Regions from separate parts of the Homo sapiens genome. Here regions 2, 3 and 4 are each linked to region 1. A link is a loop called in an ENCODE intact Hi-C map of the cell type or tissue named here. Cell type or tissue: PC-9. All regions are shown on one strand. Region 1 overlaps SMAD3-DT (SMAD3 divergent transcript). Region 2 overlaps SMAD3 (SMAD family member 3). Region 3 overlaps SMAD3 (SMAD family member 3). Region 4 overlaps SMAD3 (SMAD family member 3).

Region 1 (5,000 bases):
AGCCTAGTTAAGGACCTGATTAATGGACCAACTGGAGTGCCCAGGGGTCTGGAGGGCCTGGTCCTAGCAATGGACCTGCTCCCAGCTTGCAAGCTGTTTACACTCCTAGTTTTGGCTTCCTCATCTGTAAGATGAAGGGAGCCGACTGGCATTGCAAGCTGCAAATACATGACTCAGTGCCCTCCTTTCATTACCCACTGCAGACACTGCTACTTAGTTCTTCTCTGGGTTCTTCTCTGCCTTGGAATTCTTCTTTCCACCCTGCCATGGAGCTGTCATTCTTCTAGCTGAAAGCTTTTTGCCTTTGAGACTCTCCTAGCTCTGACCTAATTCCCATAACTAGATGCAAATGACCATGAGAGAGTAACACCTCAAGTTCTTGCCAGCTTTAATCAACTGCTAAACTCTCAGGGCCTTATTCTGCCAAGGCCACCCAGGAGGCCTAGGAGATAAGAGCAGGAGAGGAGGTGATAGAAGAAAAGGAAGTCTAGTGCCTACCAGGGCATCAGGGCACACATTGGGCCTATTGCCTGAGCATCCATTGTGGGCACACACTTCAGGGTGCTTTGTAGAAGAAATGCCACAAGAGAAGAGCCTGGCCTGCTGCCCTTGAGTAGCATGCAGTTAGTTTAATACAAGAGCCAGAAAATATCATTTCTGTTCCCAATGACGTGAGTAGCCAGAGTGGGAACTTGTATATCTAATTAATGGCTCTGTTGTCAAGTGTCCAGGACAGTGCCTGGCACAAAGTAGTCTCTCAGTAAATATTTGAATGAATGAATGAAAAACAAATGTACACACACACTGACAAAGGAACACTCTCCACCCTTGACGCTTCACTGGGTACCGTAGAGTTGAACTCCCAGCCAGCATGGAACTCACATTTTCATGGTGCTTTCCTTCCTCCCCTCAGATTTTTCCAAATGAGGCCATGTTACCTTAATTTAATGTCTAAAATACACACAATTATGCACTCCCCCTCAAACTCAAACCCCACTTTCTGTGGTTTTTGTGGTTTGTTACACATTCATTAAGTGTATTTTTACCGTTGTTGTTATTTTTTTAAGCAGATCTAAGCCCGTTTTAGGTAGAAATGCATTCCTCTTCTTGGGGCTGCAACAGGAAATTCTAAAAACCCTTTGTGGAGGTGCATCTTCCGTGAAGTTAAAGGTTCCAGGCCCAGCCTTCCAGCCACGTGGTTCAGGGTTAGTAGCTGATACTTCTGTGGAAACCTTGTCCATAAAGGGTCAGTTAGCACCAGGGGAGGGGCCTGGCAAGAGGTGAAACTCCAAGCACATCTATTAATTATGAGAGAGAACAACATGTTTTTATTTTGCTGTTCATTTAAACTGGAACTGAGAAAGGTTGCTGGGTCCCCACACATTATCTTCCTCCTCCCTCCTCCCCCCTCCCCCCGCTCCCCTTCCCCTCTGTGTACCTGCATGGGCTTGTGTTTGTGTGTGCACGGGTGCACATGGGTGTGTGTGTGTGTGTTTGCTGGCTCAGACTCTGTGCCCATACTTTGACACATTATTGCTTGGATTTATTCCTCTTCTGGGAAACAGGCACACGTCATTCAATTTAGAAGACGTGGGCTGACATCTACCACGTACAAGACCCCCTTGGCAATCTGGGTGACTCAGGAAGCAGAGCAAGTAGGTGCTTAGACCAATGGCAAAACCCCTCCCTTCCTTGCCCCACTCCTAGGCCAAGGAAAAAAGTTCAGCTTTATTGCATTCATCCAGGATTTTGCAATCAAAATCTCTAGAAGGAAGCTATTTTGAGCTCAGCCCACATGGATGGGTGGCATTTTTTTCAGATTTAGAATTGTTTTTCTTTGAATTTCATATGAGGGAGGACTGATCTTTCAGGATATCTAAGGGTCTTAACCCAGCCCTGTCTTAGTGACAGTCCCTGTGGGAACACGAAGATGAATCACACAAGGTCTCCAGGACAAGACCCACGCAGCACAGTAACCACAGCCTCTCCAAGCTCGAGTCCCTTGGTCTGAAGCTGGTAAAGAGGAGCAAGGAATCCCTGTGACCACAGGGGCCAGGCAGCACAGTTCCAGAGCCCTGGGGCAGAAGCCATGTGCAGGGCTGTCATTCCTTGGGACCAATATGAGTCATATCCAGAGAGCTGGGCATCCTAGAAACATTTTCTGGAAGCAAAATCTGCTGATCTAGGGGTCAGGGGGCTAAGGCTCTTTTTCTAGCTCTGTCAAGAATTCCTTTGAGATCCTGTGTCCAAGAGCCCTTTGCAAACACAAAACCCACATTCCATGGTTTATGACTGACATCCCGTGGGTACCTCCAGCACATCATAGAACTTCTCTGAGAGGCCCTCACCTAAATGATGAGGTAATAAACATGCCTGAGAGAGTGGGTGTGTAAGCCTTTGGGAAGGTATGTGATGGTGGGCCAAGATAAACAGCTTTTAGCATCATCTCTCTTTCCCATCACACACACAAACAACTGCCCCTCAACCGTAATGAAAGCAGCCGGTCCCTGCCAGGCACTGAGCTAAGTTACACGTCTTCATTTATATAGCAGCTCCTTAAGCCCCTCCCCTGATCTCAAGGCCTTCTGGTGAAAGATCCAAGTCCAAAAGTTGAAGGAATCTAATTACATGTGGGGAGAAGGACCAGGTATGGATTCCAGCACTCATTTTGCAAAATGCTTAGAGGATAAAGCAGAGATCTCCTGCTCTGCGGGTGTGTCTCTGTCTTTCCTCAAGATGGCCTGTGGGAAGAGAGGCTGGCCTTGGAAGCGAGAGCCCACCCCTTGGAGCTCCCTCATGTCCTTCCCTAGGCACAGGTGGGTTCTGTCTTCCCTCCAGTGGGGTCCACAGAGCATGTGACCAGGGGCAGAAGTTTTCCCTGGGCTTGAGATGGGGTGTGGGTTTGAGTTTTGCTGCCCTGGGCCTAGAACTCCATTTCCCCATTTGTTTTTTGACCAGGTTGAGACATAGTTCCAGTGTGAACTGATTTCCCCATCTCTGGGCTATGCTATCGCAAATAACTCACACATGAGTAATGTGCCCATGTTTGTGTAGAGTTTATTTAGATAAGAAAAACAACTCGAGGCCTCATGGGAGGGGCTGCTCAGCACCACTGAGCCAGGCGTTTCCTGGGCCTGCCCAGGAGAGCCAGGCCTTCAGGCTGCTGGAGGGTGGCTGAAAAGCCCACATGCTCAGACATCTCCAGGGCCTGCCCATGGGAAGAAAAGTGAGGGATGGAACAGAGGATGGGGAACAGAGGACAGGGAAGCTGGAAGCTGGGTATTGAGTGTAGCTCTGTAGCCATAGTTGTGTGCCCTTGGGTAAGACACTTCAACCCTCTGAGCACTAGTTTCCCCTCTTTGCAAAGGGACAGGTTGGGGGAAAATAATAACAACATCCAGCCACCAAAGGATTGTGGAGATTAAAAGAAATGACCTAAGGGAGAGACTTTGTAAACTGCAGAGGCCAACACACAAGTTAGTTATTAATTAACGGCTGGATTAAGGCCGTGTTTTCAGGCCACACTCAACAGTGGAGTTGGCACAATGCCGGGATTCAAAGGCCTGGGTCCAAGTTCCAATCTGCCAGCACCCAGTCACAAGACCTCAAGCCTCCTCATCTCCCCGAGACCTAGGATCACCTCTGTGAAGTGAGGATAGTGATTCTTCCACCACATAATCCTTGAGGCTCTGTGTTGGCAGTTTTGAAGCAAAGGATAGCTATGAACCTGTTTTGTGAACTGTACAATGTACAAATATGAGATGATGCTGCCAAGTTATTCAAAGGGTCATTCATCAGTGAATCAACGTATCAACAAGCCTATTAGCTGGACAGTTGAGGATACACCAATAAGCCGTCTAGCTGGGGATGAGAAGAGGGAGGGCTGCACGTGAAGGGTTAATTCACAATGTAGAGTGATAGTGGTGAGCAGACTTTTAGGCTGAAGGCTGAAGGGCTCATCCTTTTTAAATTTTGAAACAAGGTCCTGCATTGTCACCCAGTCACCCAGGCTGAGTACAGTGGCACAATCATGGCTCATTGTAGTCTCCACCTCCCAGGCTCAAGCAATCCTCCCATCTCAGCCTCCCAAGTAACTGGGACTACAGGTGCGCACCACCATGCCCAGCTAATTTTTTGTATTTTTTGTAGAGGTGGGGTTTCGTCATGTTGACCAAGCTGGTCTTGAACTCCTGAGCTCAAGCAATCTGCCTGCCTCGGCCTCCCAAAGTGCTGGGATTACAGGTATGAGCCACCAAACCTAGACTCCTTTTTTTTTTTTTTTTTAACCTATAACCCTTTGGGAACAATGTCTTAACACAGTCACTTGTTTAAAAGAAATCTATTTTTTTTAAAGCAGAACTGATTTTTCAAACAAAGAGTTAAACAGAACCCCAGGTTATAAAGCATGAAAGCAAATCTGCTCTGGATGAAACAGGGGTCTGGGCCCAGAGCCAGGACTATGTAGCACCCCCACTCCACCCACTCACTGGTCTATCTCACCAGTCCTACTCCTCAACAGCCCCAGAGGCACCCCCTCCAAGTGCAGAGTTTCTACAGCTTCCAAATCACAGCCTCCTGGTCTGTGAAGCATGTATCCCAGAGACACTCTCACACCAGGAGGCACGTGCATGCATGTTCATAGAAGCATTACTTATGGTGATGATCATTGGAAACAACCTAAATGTCCATCAGCAAGAAAAAGGGTAAATACATCATGATCTATGTACACAGTGTAATTAACTTTGCTACAGTGAAAGTGAATGAATGTGAGCTACATGTATCAACAAAGATTAAGCTCTCAAATACACTACTGAGTGCAAAGAATAAGTTGCAGAATATGTGCTACATTGTATCGAATCTAAAACTAAAAAAATTATATATACTTAGTGATACATATACACATAGTTAGAGTATGAAGATGTGCATGGGAAATAAAGCTTCTAGAAGAAAACATAGGAGAATATCTTTATGACTTTGGGATAGGCAAAGATTTCTTAAAT
Region 2 (5,000 bases), 100 kb before region 1:
CTCCCTCACACTGGATGCCGGTAGCTGTGACCCACCTGCAGCTGTGACAACTGAAAAAAAATACCTCTAAACATTGCCAAATGTCCCCTGGGGGGCAAATCTGCTCTCTTCCCTCCCCTTGAGATCCCCCTGGGCTAAGGAAATGCTCTGAGATGAGCAAGATGCGGGAAAACAGAAGGAATCCCCCCCGCCCGCCCCCCAAGACGGAGTTTTGCTCTTGTTGCCCAGGCTGGAGTACAGCGGAGTGATCTTGGCTCACTGCAACCTCCAGTTCAGGTGATTCTCCTGCCTCAGCCTTCTGCGTAGCTGGGATTACAGGCATGCACCACCACGCCTGGCTAATTTTTGCATGTTTAGTAGAGACGGGGTTTCACAATATTGGCCAGGCTGGTCTCAAACGCCTGACCTCAGGTGATCCACCTGCCCCAGCCTCCCAAAGTGCTTGGATTACAGGCGTGAGCCACTGCACCTGGCCAAACAGAAGCAATTTACACCTCAGAGCAAGCGTTTACCCAGCACTTCTCACTCAGTAACTCACTGGATAAAGGGATCCTGCAGGCTGAGTATCTCATCACTCCCATTTTACAGATGAAAAATTTTTGATGCTGAGTGACTTGCCCAAAGTCACCCAGCAAGGAACAGTGCCTGGGCTTGAACCTAGATGTTACACTCCAAACTCAGTTCTCTATGACTACAAAGCACACTGGGTTTAAATCAGCAGAGATTCTCTTTTGGCTGTGGTGAGAGCCCCTCCCTTCCCCCATGCAAAGAAGACGGTTAAATATTGAAGGAGGAGGAGGAGGAGAGTGTTTAGGGCTTTTCTATTTAATAGCTTTGGTCTTCACAAACTTTTTTCTCCAAGCACCAAGTTGATGGGGATTGCTTTTTCTTGAGTGTCAGCAGGATCATAGAACTTTCAAGTCACAAATAAAAGATGCTACAAAGATCTGGGTTGGTCTGTGACTACTGGAAGAAAGGGAAAAGTTGCCAGGCTTCACAGAATCTTCTGGGTGGCCATTTCACTCTGCTGAAAATTAGGCCTGACAATGGTTTATGTTTTTTTAAGAGATCACTCATGGACCCATTCAGCATACTCACAGCCCTTGGCAACGTTCTGATGGGCTTAAGGCAACAGTGGACTTCACCTCAGCTTTCATTAAAATCCCTCACCCCCAAAAGCTGACCTCCAACAATACAGGAAGCTTGAAATGGAGTAAGTCACAAAGCCAGGTGTGTTTAGACCCATCTTCTCATTCTGGGTGATCTGGGCCTCTCGCTCGGCAGCAGGCCTGTTCATGTAGCCAACACTTAGAGTCTTCTCTGTTTCCAAACTACTTTGGGGAATCAAATTAATTTGCATTGTCAGTTTGAGGGAGAAGAAAATAACCCATAGGACAGAAAGGATTCCTTCATTCTACGACAACATGATGTTCCATTTGGTGGAAACAAAAATGAGTATTTAGGTAAAAACATTTATCAGCCCCAAAACTCTAACTTTGTAAAAACAGAATAGAAGATACTAGAGGCTGAAAAGTGTAAAGGGAACAGAGGGATGGGGAGAAATTTGTTAAAGGTCTCAAAATTACAGCTAAAGAGGAAAAATCAGTTCTAGTGTCCTAAACCACTGTAAGATGATTATACTTAACAATAATATATTATATAGCTTCAAATATCTAGCAATCATATATTACAATATTATTATTACATAGTTTACAATTATTATGTAATATATGATTGTTACTATGTATAATCATATATTACATAGTTTCAAATAGGAGAATATTGAATGCTTATATAGTAACATACATAGTAACATTCATATATTACATAGTTTCAAATAGAAGGAGGATATTGAATGCTTCCAACCCAAAGAAATGATAAATGCTTGACAGGATGGAGATGCTAATTAACCTGATGTGATCACCATAATGACATTAATATGTATCAAAACATCACTATGTATCCCATGAATATGGACAATTATTTGTCAATTTAAAAAAATCAAATATTTTTCAAAAACTCTAACTTTAGAGGGAAAGGAAAAAGGGAAAATAGCCTGGGTGCAATGGCTCATGCTTGTAATCCCAGCACTTTGCGAGGCTGAGGTGGGTGGATTACAAGGTCAGGAGTTCGAGACCAGCCTGGCCAACATAGTGAAACCCTGTCTCTACTAAAAATACAAAAATTAGCCGGGCATGGTGGCGCAAGCCTGTAGTCCCAGCTACTCAGGAGGCTGAGGCAGGAGAATCGCTTGAACCCAGGAGGTGGAGGTTGCAGTGAGCCGAGATTGTGCCACTGCACTCCAGCCTGGGCAACAGAGAGAGACTCCGTCTCAAAATAAATAAATAAATAAATAAATAAAAGGGAAAATGGGGAGAAAGAGCTATTGGAGACTGTGAGATAATGGTCTCATCTTAGACCCTCTTCTCCAAAGAAAAGAAAACAGGCTTAGAGGTGGCAAGGTAGAACTGAAACACAAATCTGGGCCTTCCACTAATATATGAATGTCTTAAGACTGAGATATAAGGCCTGGCGTGGTGGCTCACGTCTGTAATCCCAGCACTCTGGGTAGCCAAGGTGGGCAGATCACCTGAGGTCAGGAGTTCCAAGACCAACCTGGCCAACATGGTGAAACCCCGTCTCTACTAAAAATACAAAAAAATTAGCCAGGCATGGTGGTGGGCACCTGTAATCCCAGCTACTGGGGAGGCTGAGGCAAGAGAATCACTTGAACCTGGGAGGTGGAGGTTGCAGTGAGCCGAGATTGTGCCACTGCACTCTAGCCTGGGCGACAGAGAGAGACTCCATCTCAAAAAAAAAAAAAAAAAAAAAAAAAAGACTGAGAAATAGCTTTGCTCTCTTAATAAAAAAAAAAAAAAAAAAAAAGCAGGACATGGAAAAGTCCCCTCCCCTGACAACTGCAATTTCTCAAGTCTTATCTGCCGGCAAACCTCACTATTAGTTCAACTTCACAAAACAAACAATTCTTATTACAGGACTCTTAGTCATTCTGTTTTTCACTTTCTTCCACAGAGCAGAAGCCATTAGGTCTGGGTATCCTCTCTCTGCCCTCTTTTCCCAGACCTGGTTCCCAGCCTCCCGCCTCCTGCAGTCAGGTCTGCCCGAATCGGAGCACCATGAATCACTTCCTGTGGGCAGACTGCACGCTTGGGGGTGGGATTTACTTTCTTTCTTTCTTTCTTTTTTTTCCTGGAAAAGATTCTCACAGACTTTTGGGGTAAAACAAGTGGAACCAGGCGATGATAACTGGCGGCCTTGTTCTATCAAAACAAATCTTAAAGTTTCCAAAGACTTAGAGAAAATGTCAGGCGGGCATTCCTGACTGGGGGCGGGGGTTGGGGAGAGGTGAAGAGGGCAAATGAGGAGGTTTTGTGTTAATTGCACAGTTTTGACTTCCTTAATTATGAGTCACCGGCTAGAGAGATAAAACAATGTCACAAGTGCTGCATAACATGCAACGGGTCAACCGGGCGACTCAGTGACATTCACGCGGAGAGGCAGTGCCTCAGGACAAGCGCTCACTCCAGTGATTTTACAACAATTCCTAGCAAATGTCACACAGTATGGTTGGGACATTTACAACCATCTCAGTCTTATGACATTTACAACTCAGTCTCTTCTTTTTAAAAGAAGCCCCAAAGCCTTCAGGATTTGCAAACCTTTCAGTTAGCCACTGTTGGGTATGAATGGGGAGCTGGAAGTAAAGGAAGGGTGGGAAATGACCATGTTTCTTGAAAAAGTTAGTTTAAGGACCATGGAGGTAAAGAGGTACCTTTACATGCAAAAAATGCAGCATTTGCATGACAGCAATTGCTAACGTTCCATACACATTCTCTTGCTTTCTGAACCAAAGCTTTACAAGCTTATATAAGCAGTTTCCATCCCAAATGGTAACAAAGAATGGGTGCCCTGTATATTCTGGCATCTGTACCCTGAGGACAGTTAAGTGGCCAATTAGCATTCCTTTCTGTCTAAGGGTACAGACCTCCTATTGTACCTAAAAAAAAAAAGGTTCTGGTTCATTGGGGCAATTCACCTAAGACAGCAAAGAACCCCTATGGGCAGGAAAACAGGAATTCCACACAAGCAAGAAAGGAGGACTTCAGAGAAGCCAGGCCCACACTTAACAATGTCAGGGTGGCAACAGCCCTCCTCGATTAAGCCGGCCTCATCAACTAAGTGGCCCTTGTCTGAAAGCTGCATCCCTAAAACAGCTACAATCAGGAACAAGCAAAGGGTTCCAGGTGAGGCGTCCTCCCGCTGGGTCCTAGATACTTACAACTCTCCCCGGTATCAGCCCACCCAGTCCCAGCTGAGATTCAGAGCACCTGCCCACCCACCACCTCACCCCCACTTCCTAGACAGGCCTAATTTACAGGCATAGAAACTCAAAATGCTGAACAGGCCCAAGTAGTGGAGGTAAAATGTTGCAGCCACAGTATCTGAATGTGAGGCTCCTGCACTCTTGGCCACCAGCATAGTGCGCTGAGGTGCAGGTGGGGACAGAGCCCTTGGAGGTCCAATTATCTTCCAGCTCAAACAGTAACCCACTCTGTGGCTCTCTGCTAAGAATGACCTCTCTCCATCCTCCCCTCCTCGAACTCTTACAGTCCACCATCCCCACTGTCCCACACTCTTCAAATTCATCATCATTTAGCACCAAAGGCCTGGTATGATGAAGTGACTTCTGTGTGTTTCTGACTTCCCTTCCCAACTGTGCCAGGAGCTCCTTGAGGGAAAGGAAACCTAGCTTAACTTTGCCTGCATCCTGGATGGAGCGAGGGGCTTGCAGGTCACATTTGCTCAGAAAATAGTAATGGTAATGGAATTATTAGCTGATAGCGTGCATCAGCAACTGGTAAGCTTCATAGTACCTTTCAGAAGACGTAGGAAATAAGCAAAGATCTCAGGCTGCCCACCAGCCTTGTGAACCCGATCAAGAAGTCAAGCCTCATAGCAAAGGGATCCACAGACGCACA
Region 3 (5,000 bases), 76 kb before region 1:
ACACCAGCTCTTTTAATCCTTCAAGAACCCCATGTTTTACAGATAAGGAAGCTGAGGCAAAAAGGTTGAGGGACTCGGCCAAGGTTACTAAGTGGTCAGGAGTAAAAGCAGGGATCTGAACCTAGCTGTTCTTACTCCAAGTCCAGGCTGTTCTCCACTGACCATGAAGCCAAGCAGACAGCCCGCTCTCCCTGTTTGCAGTATGACAGCCTCTAAATCTTACACATCTTAGAAAAACTCCAGCCCCAGAGATGCTCTACTTCCCATCCCCACCCCCAACAAAGGATTTCCCAGCAAGTCAGAAATGACAAACCACAAAACGGAGTCCGTGCATAACCATATCCACGTCTGGCCAAGGCTTGGTTAGCTCAGAGTTAGTCACATTTTAAAAGGGGTGAGTGATAGGGAAGGTGGATTCTATTTTGTTGCCTATGAACTTCCTGGCCAAGGGTGCAGGCTGCAAGTTGGAAAGGGAGAACTGGTGGATATCTGAGGGCCTGATAAGATATTTTTTCAGAGGAACACATTAGCAAGGCTGAAAATTTATTCCCAAGTTTCAGAAGCTCAGCTCCCCCCAGCTTCATTGATAGTCTCCCTACCACTTTCAGCCTAAGCTGTCCTCTGGCCTCTAGCCATCCACTCTAGCCTTGGACATGAACGCACTTTGGGGAGAAAGGCCCTGAGCCCGACACAGAATAGACTGACCATAAGCGTGTACAGTAGGATGAGGGGTGGGGTGAATAAATGGATGTACAAACCAACCAATCAATTTCAAAAAGTCTGAAGGTGCAGCAGACACAGCCCTTCATCTTCAGGAACTCCAGAGACGGGCACAGAAGACACGGAACATGTAAGGTCAATATAAGAGTTGCATATGACTAATTGCCAGGTGAGTATTAATATGCACAAGGGTGAAGGAGAGAGGATGAGCAAACCTCTTCCCCTTTGCCTACATCCTGTATGGATTCACAGGTAGAGGGCCGTCTGCAGGGTGCGGCTCAGAGGAGGGAAAGGGCAGGATGGGCCAGTCATCTGGGAATGCTTCCTGGAGGAGGTGCCTGAGGAGGAACAGGACTCAGATGGGACTGGAGGACGTTCTGATGGCTAGCTGTGTCAAGCCTGTCACTTAACCTGTCAGCCTCTTGGTTTCCTTTTTTACAGGGGGAGGCACTGCAGAAACAGAGGGAGGAGACAGAAAAACAAAACACCTGGTAGACAGTTCACATTCGACCTCAGACAGGGTAAATATTTACTTATCCATTCATGAGCCTGGCCCTGGGGAGCGACCTCGGCTTGGGCCACCTGGGTTTATGCCGGTGTCTGGGCTTGATTTGAGGCTCGAGGTGGCCGGTATTTAGCCCACGGCACAGAGTCCAGCCCTATACCTTGTCTGTCTGAGAGCTAAATGGATCCCATTTGATGGCAGTGGAAAAACTGACCACCACGATGACCCTACTGCTCACGCCAAAACATACCAGGCAGTGGCCGTAAGAGCTGCCCTCTAATGAGTGCCCACCTCGTCCTGGAATATTCAAGAGTGTGCCTGTGTGGGTGGTGACTATCTTCTCCTCACCAGGAGGTCGTAGGGAGACACACTGCCCCCCACTCCACAATTCAGTGAGGCCCCACCATTCACACCATGTTACACCAAAGGGATGCTTGAACCAGACCTGCCAGACTCTACTGTCGGAGCTCTCCCAGCTAACCACAGAGCTGAGGAAGAGACATACTCATCCGACAAACATTTACCAAGGGCCTACTGTGTGCCAACCACCGTCCAGGGCCCTGGAACATGGTGTGGACAAGACAGGAAAGGGCTCTGTCCTTGGGGAGCTGGCATTTATGGGGTGAAGATGGGCCTTAAACGCAGAATAGAAAATCAAAACCATCTCAGTGGGTGGTACAGGTTTAATGTCTGAGGGGGAAGTTGGAGCAGGGTCAGCCCCTGGGCCACCTGAACATGAAGATCTGTAACAATCACTGCAAAGCATGTTTAAAATACCTATTTCCAGACTGTACCCCAAGAGTTCCATTAGAAATCTAGGGAGAGGCCAAGAAACAGACAGCTGTGGTAACGGGCTAGGAGACTGGCAGCAGGAGGTCCCGGACCCCTGGAAGTCTAGAGTCTGGGCACAGTGCCCCAGCATGGCCCCACCACTCAGGAGGCAATTGTGAGCAATCACAACTCATGCCTCAATCTCCTCATCTGTAAACAGAGCATCCTAACACCTGGCCTGACACCTCGCAAGATGGTGCCAAGACGCAAAGAAGGCTATGGAGGTAAACTGTAAAGGGCTGAACGAAGGTGAGCTGTGCACATTCTCAAACACGACTGCTGGTAAGATGAACCCAGAAAAGAAAAGAAAAAAACTACGCAATTCCCTAAGGACTCAGGGAGTGTGTGTCGAGCATACAGTTTCTGCTTCTCAGTGACAAATACCCCACACCTAACCCACCCTGCCAAATAAGATAACTCTTACTCAAACGTGGTTGCTCAACACAGGCCCGAGTGTGGGTTTCCATGCAGTTGTCCCATCCTGTGGGAATGTCGCATCCTGTGGGAACCCAGCGTGTGGGGTTCCTGGTGAAGCGAGCGGCGGCAATAAATTACCCCAGTGCCGCGGCTCTTGCCCACATGTTGCTCTTATGGTCAGTGCGCTTCAGCCCAGCAGTGACCTAACCCCAGCACCAGTGAACTCAGCAGCAGGCTCCTCTGTCATCCTCCTCCAGCAAGCACAAGCTCATATTTCAGGCCGTTTGCTCCCCTGGGCATGACTCAGAGGAGTCAGTTGTCTTAAAAAAATGCTTTTCATATTTCAAATCAAAAATAAACACCACGCACTCTGGATGCAAGCCATCACAGATGTCTCTGTTAAGCTATTAAAGTGAAAAGGCCCAATAACGCCTAAAAAGTGGTTAACTCCTATCATTCTGTTCCCACCGGCTTCATCCACCCACGGTGGGCTACAAGAGTGGTCCTGAGGCCAGGTCACAGGACTGACATCTGGCTCAGCCAGTAACAATGAGGACAGAGGTCCATGCATTCACTGGGACTGGAGAAGGTGGAAAGCAAATGTCCTATGGGGTGATCCCAGAGAGAAGATCGTGGATCTAGCCACAGAAAGGCAACAGCGCTTCAAAGAGGCTCTCCGTACACACACTGGAGCCGCTCTTAATCTCTATAAAGAAAGAAGCGGGTGGATCAGCAACCAGAGCTGCCAGGCCAGGAGGTTCAGCAGCAAACCCAGTCAGTGCCCAAGCAAGAACTGTCCAGAGGGGAAGGTCCGGCCCAGCAGTGGGTGGGCCTGGATGGCATACGGGGATGCACCCAGCCACCAGGGCCTGTAGCCATTCAACACAACTGCTTCCCATGACTCCCTCCCTCCCTTTCCCCGACCCACCCAGCTCTCTGACCATTTGGCTGGTCGGGTGGGGTGCCCATAAGCAGACAGAGCACCCTGGTTATAACCTCACAGTGGTTACGCTTGTCAATAAATATGCTTGATGTATGCTTTAGCTTTTTGCTAAGAGACAGGAGCCCTGACTCCAAGACTGATGAAATGAGGTTTCTGAATTGTTCAGGCCAGGCTCAGATGCCAGGTAAATTCACCAAGCTCAGGTCCATCTTCTGGCCACCAGCCTCTCCCCGGCTGCCCTGTGCCACATCTTCTCTTCCAAGCCCTCTAGATGCCCCTCATTCAGGCACAGAGCAGAGAGGTTTTTCAAGATGTTTCAACATCACAGGTAGAGGTGTACCTTTGAAAGCTAATTAAAAGCAGAAACTTCACTGTCAGCCCTGTTTAATTTCTATTCAAACACAGTCTCAGATGAGGCCTTGGTCAGCTGTGTGACGTGGTAATGAGGCATTCTGCTGATGAATATTCTCATTCACCAAAGGACAACCAAAATCTTTTTCTTTTTCTAATTCCCTTTGAAAATATTTCCAGAAAGTATTTGTCTACTCTTCTTCCTCAACAAGTCCATCTTCTCTAAAGATAATAGATTTTTTTTTTTCTAAAGACTGACAATCCTCCAGCCTCTTGGACCCAGGTTGTGAAGTTAATTCTCACTGTGGAGATCAACAAGCTGTGTAAACTGCAGAGGTGGATGGCTGGCCGGGTCATCTAGACACCTCAGGGCAATCATTAGCAATGCCTTCTTTCAAAGGAACAAAAAAGCTGGGTGTGGTGGCATATGCCTGTAATCTTACCACTTCAGGAAGCTGAGGCGGGAGGATCACTTGAGGCCAGGAGTTCAAGACCAGCCTGCCCATGATAGCAAGACCTCTTCTCAACAGAAAAATACAAAAATTAGCCAGACGTGGTGGCCTGCTTCTGTAGTCCCAGCTAATCAGGAGGTCAAGGCTAGAGGATCATTTGAGCCCAGGAGTTTGAGGCTGCAGTAAGCTATCATTGCACCACGGCACTCCAGCCTGGGTGACAGAGGGAGACTCTGTCTAAAAATAAGAGACGAAAATCCAAAGGAACAAAAGCTTCTAAATAAAATCGACAACAACCTATTTTCCAGTGATTTGTTTCAGTCTATTCTACAGCATATCCGAAAGTTGGAAAGCAGGACACACTATTTTCCCTTTGTTTCCAGGCTTTTTGGATACTCTGGGATGTTTTATTATAGCTTTTCAGGTTAGCAGTTGAACCCACTGCTTTAAATGTAGAGGTCCTTCACCTAAAAAGAAGGCAAAGGGTTGCAGAAAAACATTGAGTATATTCTTTGGAAATGTCAAAAAAAGACTATTTCAAAATAAGTTTGTCCGTCTCCCAATTTTGGGGCATCCCGTCTATCTGAGTGCCTCCTATGTACTGGATTCTATACTGTAAAATTAGAATGCTGGCTGAAGGTGATGATAAGCTCATAATATTAATGGCTACTATTTACTAACACTTGTAATATGCTAGGAATTGCAGTCAATCTCAAACATGTTAGAATTCTTTTTTCCTTTTTTTTGAGACGGAGTTTTGCTCTTGTTGCCCAAGCTGGAG
Region 4 (5,000 bases), 130 kb before region 1:
GCCCTGCCCCGCCTGCTTGGCCTTGACTGGATGGAAGGAGTCTTCAAGGAGGGGCTGGGCCAAACCTGAAGAGGACCAGGGGCCACCCAGTACCTGGATGAACCTGGGACAGCCACTGCGTGTACTCACTGTGGGGCAGGCCACACCTCCTGCACAGTCACCTCTCAGCCTCTGTTGCAAGGTCCCCAGAGTAACCCACATTAATCCCTGCCCCTAAAAGGGCTTTCAGATTTTGGCTCTGCACAGCCTTGGGGGCAAAAACTCCCAGCCTGTGGAGCAGCAGCTTCCAAGCCTGCAGCAGCCGAGTGGGTTCCCAACAGCGCCCCATGTTGGCGCAGTGGACACACCAGGCATCATCTGCAGACTGAGCCTGGGGCCATGCCTCCTATCACAGAAACTATTTTCCACACTTATCTAGATGCCGGCTGTTGGGGTGGCTCGGACACAAACCCTTCTGAAAGAAAATCTGTATTTGTCCCAGTTGTCTGTACAGTCTCCATTAGGGGCTCCTCAAAGCAAAACTGCCATTCTACAAGGGGCTGGTTCTCTTTCTCAGAAGAGTAAATGGCAGCTTCTCCTCACACTAGAAATGGATCCCAGCCTTCCATTTCCTGGGGCCTCCTCGCCCTCCTCTTGCCCCGGCCCAGTGGCCCTGGCACTGTGCCCTCCTACTGCACGCCTCTGCAGCATCTCCAGGCCCATTCTCTCAGCCCTTGGCCGGGCCCTCGGAATTCCCACTCACACCGATGCCACAGCCTCTGGACCAGGACTGCCCTGCGCCCTGGGCCAACCTCTTCCAACTGCTTCTCTGCACTGCACTGACTGCTGGGCGCGAGCCCTTAGCCTACGACACTCTGCTTGATGCCTACCTGAATTCCATCCATCTGCTGAAGAATTAGGGAGTCCCCTGCTCATTCTCGCTCTTCCATCTCAAAGCTTCAGCCTGCCTCTGAAGTCCCTCTGGCTCTTAAATATACCCGAAGCGACGCAGTTACTAAGGGTGTGCCTCTCTGTGAGCATCCTGACTGTCCAACTTGACCATGAGGTCCCAGGGCCCAGGCTGACATCTCTCCTCCCTCGCTTTAACCCTCAGCATGGGGCTGAGGGTTCCTCCTCAGGGAGGAACAGGAGACGCTCCCCATGCCCACGTCTCAGCCCTGGCCTGAGAACCCTGCTCACTGGATGCCAGGCAACGTCTAGGAGGGGGAACCCACTGGGAGGATCCCTGCTCATCAGACCTTCTGAAGGTGTGTAAAGCCCAAGAGAGAAAAGTCAGAAGCTGTTCTGCCCACTGGAAGGGGTCTGGTTGCCCCTGCAGGACAGAGTGTCCCAATCCCCTTTTGGAGTCTAGGTGCATGATCCTTTCTAAGAGCAAGGAGAACACTATCACGAATGGCGAAGGGGCAGGCCAGTAACACCCCTGCACTCCACACACACCCAGGAAGTGTCAGCTGGAGGATTAGGACACCCTAGGTCAGGTTTTTCAACTTCAGCACTACTGACATCTGGGGCCAGATAATTCTTTGTTGGGTGGGTGGATGGGTGGGAGGGAGGATCTGCAGATTGCAGGATGTTTAGCAGCATCCTGGCCCCTACCCACTAGGTGCTAGTAGTATACATCCATAACACCCTCTCAAGTTGTGGCAATAAAAAAAGGCTGCGGATATTGCCAGATGTCTTCTAGGGGGCAAAACGGCCTCCAGTTGAAAACCATTGCCCTAGATATTTAACTGGATCATGGGGCACAAGCTATAAAGCCATCCTCCAGACAGACTGGAGGTCAATCTTGGCTCAGGCACAGACTAGACATGCAACTGCGAGCAAACCAGCTACACTCTGTGGGCCTCATCCTCTTTACTCTCGGCGCTGTTTCTGGACAGACAGAGATAACTCATGTGAGGTGCAGGGCGCGCATCAAACACTCAGCACATGGTGTTAACAACAATGATAATAGCCCGATTCTGTGAACTTGAAAATAGCCTGGTCCTATCTTGATCACCATCAAGATGGAGAGGCAAAGCATTCTTGTCGTTTTCTCTCTTCCTGGGGTGGAGCAAAGGAAGATAAGGATGAAGGCATCAAAAGTACTTAATGGGGAAGGGAGGAATGACAGGGCCAGGAGCAGCTGCGGCTTGTGCCCTGGCCCCTGAGGTGAGGCTGAGCCACGTCAGCCACGTCTGGCTCTGGCTTTGCTTGATGCTTCAACATTCCAATGAGATAAGCTATATTCTAAACAATGTGGTCACTAAAATGTGAGCTATGTTGATTTGGAAACTTAAAAAAAAAAAATCCAAGTGCAACCCAAGCATTCAGAGTGGTCAAGCAATGTATCAGTGCTGCTGGCCACCACTGCCCAAGCGCAGGCTCTGCTGATCCTGCTGTGTGACCTTGGGGACATGACCTCCTTCTGTAACCTCAGTTTTGTAGTCCGTACAATCACTGTGGTACACTAGAAGACAATAAAGCTACAATAAAGCTGACCACCTAGATCATTCTCTGGCACGGGTCAGCTTGAACATATAGCTTTGACTGGCCCTGACTTACTCAGCAATGTGTAGAACAGAACAGGGTCCTCACCCCAAAATCATAAAGCCCTGCCCAGCATTCTCTGGGTTTAGTCCAGGCAGAAGAGAAAGAGCTAGGCTCCCAGGAACGGCAACCCAGCCCACCATTCAAAAAAAGAAAAAGCTGGCAGGCCACCCATTGTGTCGCATGGTGCTAGAACCATGCTCTGGGGAAGGGTGGGCTTCAAGGACCCTCAGAATCAAAGACAGGCCTGGGGTCATAGGCCGAGAGGCCCTCCCAAGCAGATCTGAGCCCTTATCCAAACAGCCCTGCAACTCACAGACACACACCGGACAGTGTTGTGGAAAACCCCGGACACTAGGAACCTGACACATCATTAAGAAGATGCTTGTTTGAGGGAGCAGTGAAATCAGGCCAGTGGCAAAGTCTGCAGGCTGCCATTTCAGAGAGTGCTGTTTGGACAAGCTGCCCTGTGTTCAGAAGCGGGACTGAGCCAGAGCAGCACCCCAGCCATGCGCTTTCTATTCTCTGCAAACAACTAAAAGCCAGCCGTGATTTCCCTCCTTTCTAGGTCCCTCCCGCCCACCATGCCTCAGCTGCTTCCTCCCAGAACTTGTGCAAGAGGAGTGGCAGACCAGAAAGTATGGTCACCACCTGTGGGTTCTGCCTTCAATGGCACATTTTTCCTTAACAAAAAAAAAAACAAAAAAACAGACCATATGCAGTGGTTCATACCTGTAATCCCAAGCACTTTGGGAGGCCAAGGCAGGCAGATCACTTGAGGTCAGGATTTCGAGACCAGCCTGGCCAACCTGGCGAAACCCCGTCTCTACTAAAAATACAAAAATTAGCTGGGTGTGGTGACGGGTGCCTGTAATCCCAGCTACTCTGGAGGCTGAGGCAGGAGAATCACTTGAACCCAGGAGGCAGAGGTTGCAGTGAGCCAAGATCACGCCACTGCACTCCAGCCTGGGGGATAGAGCAAGACTCTGCCACACACCAAAAAAAAAAAAACCCAAAACACTAAATATGCCCTCATTTCTTTCCCAAAGTACTTATCCTTACCCTGGTTAGTACCAGAGAAACAAAAAGGACTCTGGAAAGAAGGCGGCTATAAATGGGATAACCATGAGGTTATAGTTACTGCAAAAGCATCCAGTTTGGCTCTGAGCTTCCTAGTAGACAAGACAAAAAGGGAACATGACATGGTCTATGGCTCTGGTTGGTGGATGGGCAATGCTTACTAGTTCCTCAGGGAAAACAAAGTTTGTCCTGGCATTAAATCTTAAAAGAAATCTCTCAGGGGGAGGTGGCAACCCCTCCCCTGACCAATCAATCAACTGATCAAGCAAGCAAGCAAATTAAGATCTGGTTTCAAGGATTTACCAACAAATGCAGAAGCAGTTCTATAGAAGGCTCCTCTAGGAGAATGACTACGGGGGGTAAGGTGACACACCCCATTGAAGAGCAGTTTCACCTCTAGGCTGAGCATTTTGCACAGCTGGGGTGGTAGACGATGGCACGTGCCCACGGCCTTCCCTTCAAACAGCCCTGCTCCTGGCCAGATTTCTGAGTCTGTGCTAATCTCTCCTCCCAGTGCAGAGGTGTTGGAGACGCAGGAACCTCCAGCTCCAGCCTTTGTGGATCCCCCTCCCCCACCAGTGTGGTGTCGGCCAGACTTCTCAAGTGCCATAGGGCACTTAATCCATGGCTGGCCCCCTGCCAGCCTAACGCATTGGCTGGCCTCAGTTTTCAGTCCTGTTCCAAGCTGGCACAGACGTTCCATTATGTTTAAGAAAAAGAAAACAGAATAAAACCCAGAAGGCAACACTTGGATTAAGGGATGCCTATTAAAAACATGTGCAAGAGATTCAAATCCCGTAAAGGAAGAGGTGGGGAGGCAAGGGGGGAAATTAACTTTCTCCTATAAATCGAAAGCAAGGAACGGGCAAAGGCCAGGAGCACTGCTGCTGCAAGACGAAAGGTCAAAACAGAAATGGGCTGGTTTCTGCTGGGCCCACCTCACCTGCGGAAGGCAGCTCTTCCTCAATCTAGGAGATTCCACACTCCAGTTCCCATGTTCCTCATCCACCACTTCTCAGTCCTGCCTGGGTCCTCTGCCTGGACTGCCCATCCCCCTCCTCTGCAGGGACTCGATCTTTAAGGCCCAGCTCACACGGCTGTGAAACACTCCCTCACTGCCTCAGTGCAGAATTAACCTTGTGTCCCAGAAACTGTGTACCTGAGTCTCCTATGCTAGAGGATGAGGTCTCTGTGAGCCCACGCCAGCTGTGTCCCAGCACCCAGGGTACTAATTCCAACCTATGTATCTGCGGACTAAAATACCAAACCAAGCTGCACAGAGACCCCCATGCCCTTTTAGCTTATGACCAGCATACTGCAACCAGGAACAGTGGCAAAGTCTAAAAACCGGGCCCTCAGGAGTATGAAGACAGAGCCGACAGCTGACTTCC

What was found. Peaks named below come from ENCODE experiments on the same cell type or tissue, not always from the same donor. Only the 100,000 strongest peaks of a DNase experiment are listed, where the experiment ranks them.
Region 2: it touches region 1 in a loop (11-fold over the local background); 3 of 110 quality-filtered maps call a loop at or near these places.
Region 3: a loop joins it to region 1, with 7 times the contacts of the local background. A loop is called at or near these places in 6 of 110 quality-filtered maps.
Region 4: it touches region 1 in a loop (8-fold over the local background); 5 of 110 quality-filtered maps call a loop at or near these places.

The regions. Positions count from the first base shown.
Region 1 is chr15:67,046,975-67,051,974 of GRCh38, reverse strand. All of the region lies in intron 2 of SMAD3-DT (SMAD3 divergent transcript), which reads left to right. Among named protein-coding and RNA genes, the nearest start is that of SMAD3-DT, 15 kb to the left of the region's middle. In PC-9, no CTCF peak of the experiment used is centred here; DNase peaks (open chromatin) are centred at 1,724, 2,294 and 3,034; H3K27ac peaks cover 3,934 bases.
Region 2 is chr15:67,148,685-67,153,684 of GRCh38, reverse strand. All of the region lies in intron 1 of SMAD3 (SMAD family member 3), which reads right to left. Among named protein-coding and RNA genes, the nearest start is that of SMAD3-AS1, 4.2 kb to the right of the region's middle. RefSeq lists enhancers at 238-407, 2,931-3,738, 4,546-5,000. In PC-9, no CTCF peak of the experiment used is centred here; DNase peaks (open chromatin) are centred at 3,044, 3,464 and 4,014; H3K4me3 peaks cover 1,745 bases; H3K27ac peaks cover 4,606 bases.
Region 3 is chr15:67,123,465-67,128,464 of GRCh38, reverse strand. All of the region lies in intron 1 of SMAD3 (SMAD family member 3), which reads right to left. Among named protein-coding and RNA genes, the nearest start is that of SMAD3-AS1, 21 kb to the left of the region's middle. In PC-9, no CTCF peak of the experiment used is centred here; DNase peaks (open chromatin) are centred at 344, 1,024, 2,754 and 4,174; H3K4me3 peaks cover 2,527 bases; H3K27ac peaks cover 5,000 bases.
Region 4 is chr15:67,175,963-67,180,962 of GRCh38, reverse strand. The region is part of intron 5 of SMAD3 (SMAD family member 3); the gene reads right to left. Among named protein-coding and RNA genes, the nearest start is that of SMAD3-AS1, 32 kb to the right of the region's middle. RefSeq lists an enhancer at 4,861-4,910. In PC-9, no CTCF peak of the experiment used is centred here; a DNase peak (open chromatin) is centred at 2,202; H3K27ac peaks cover 2,962 bases.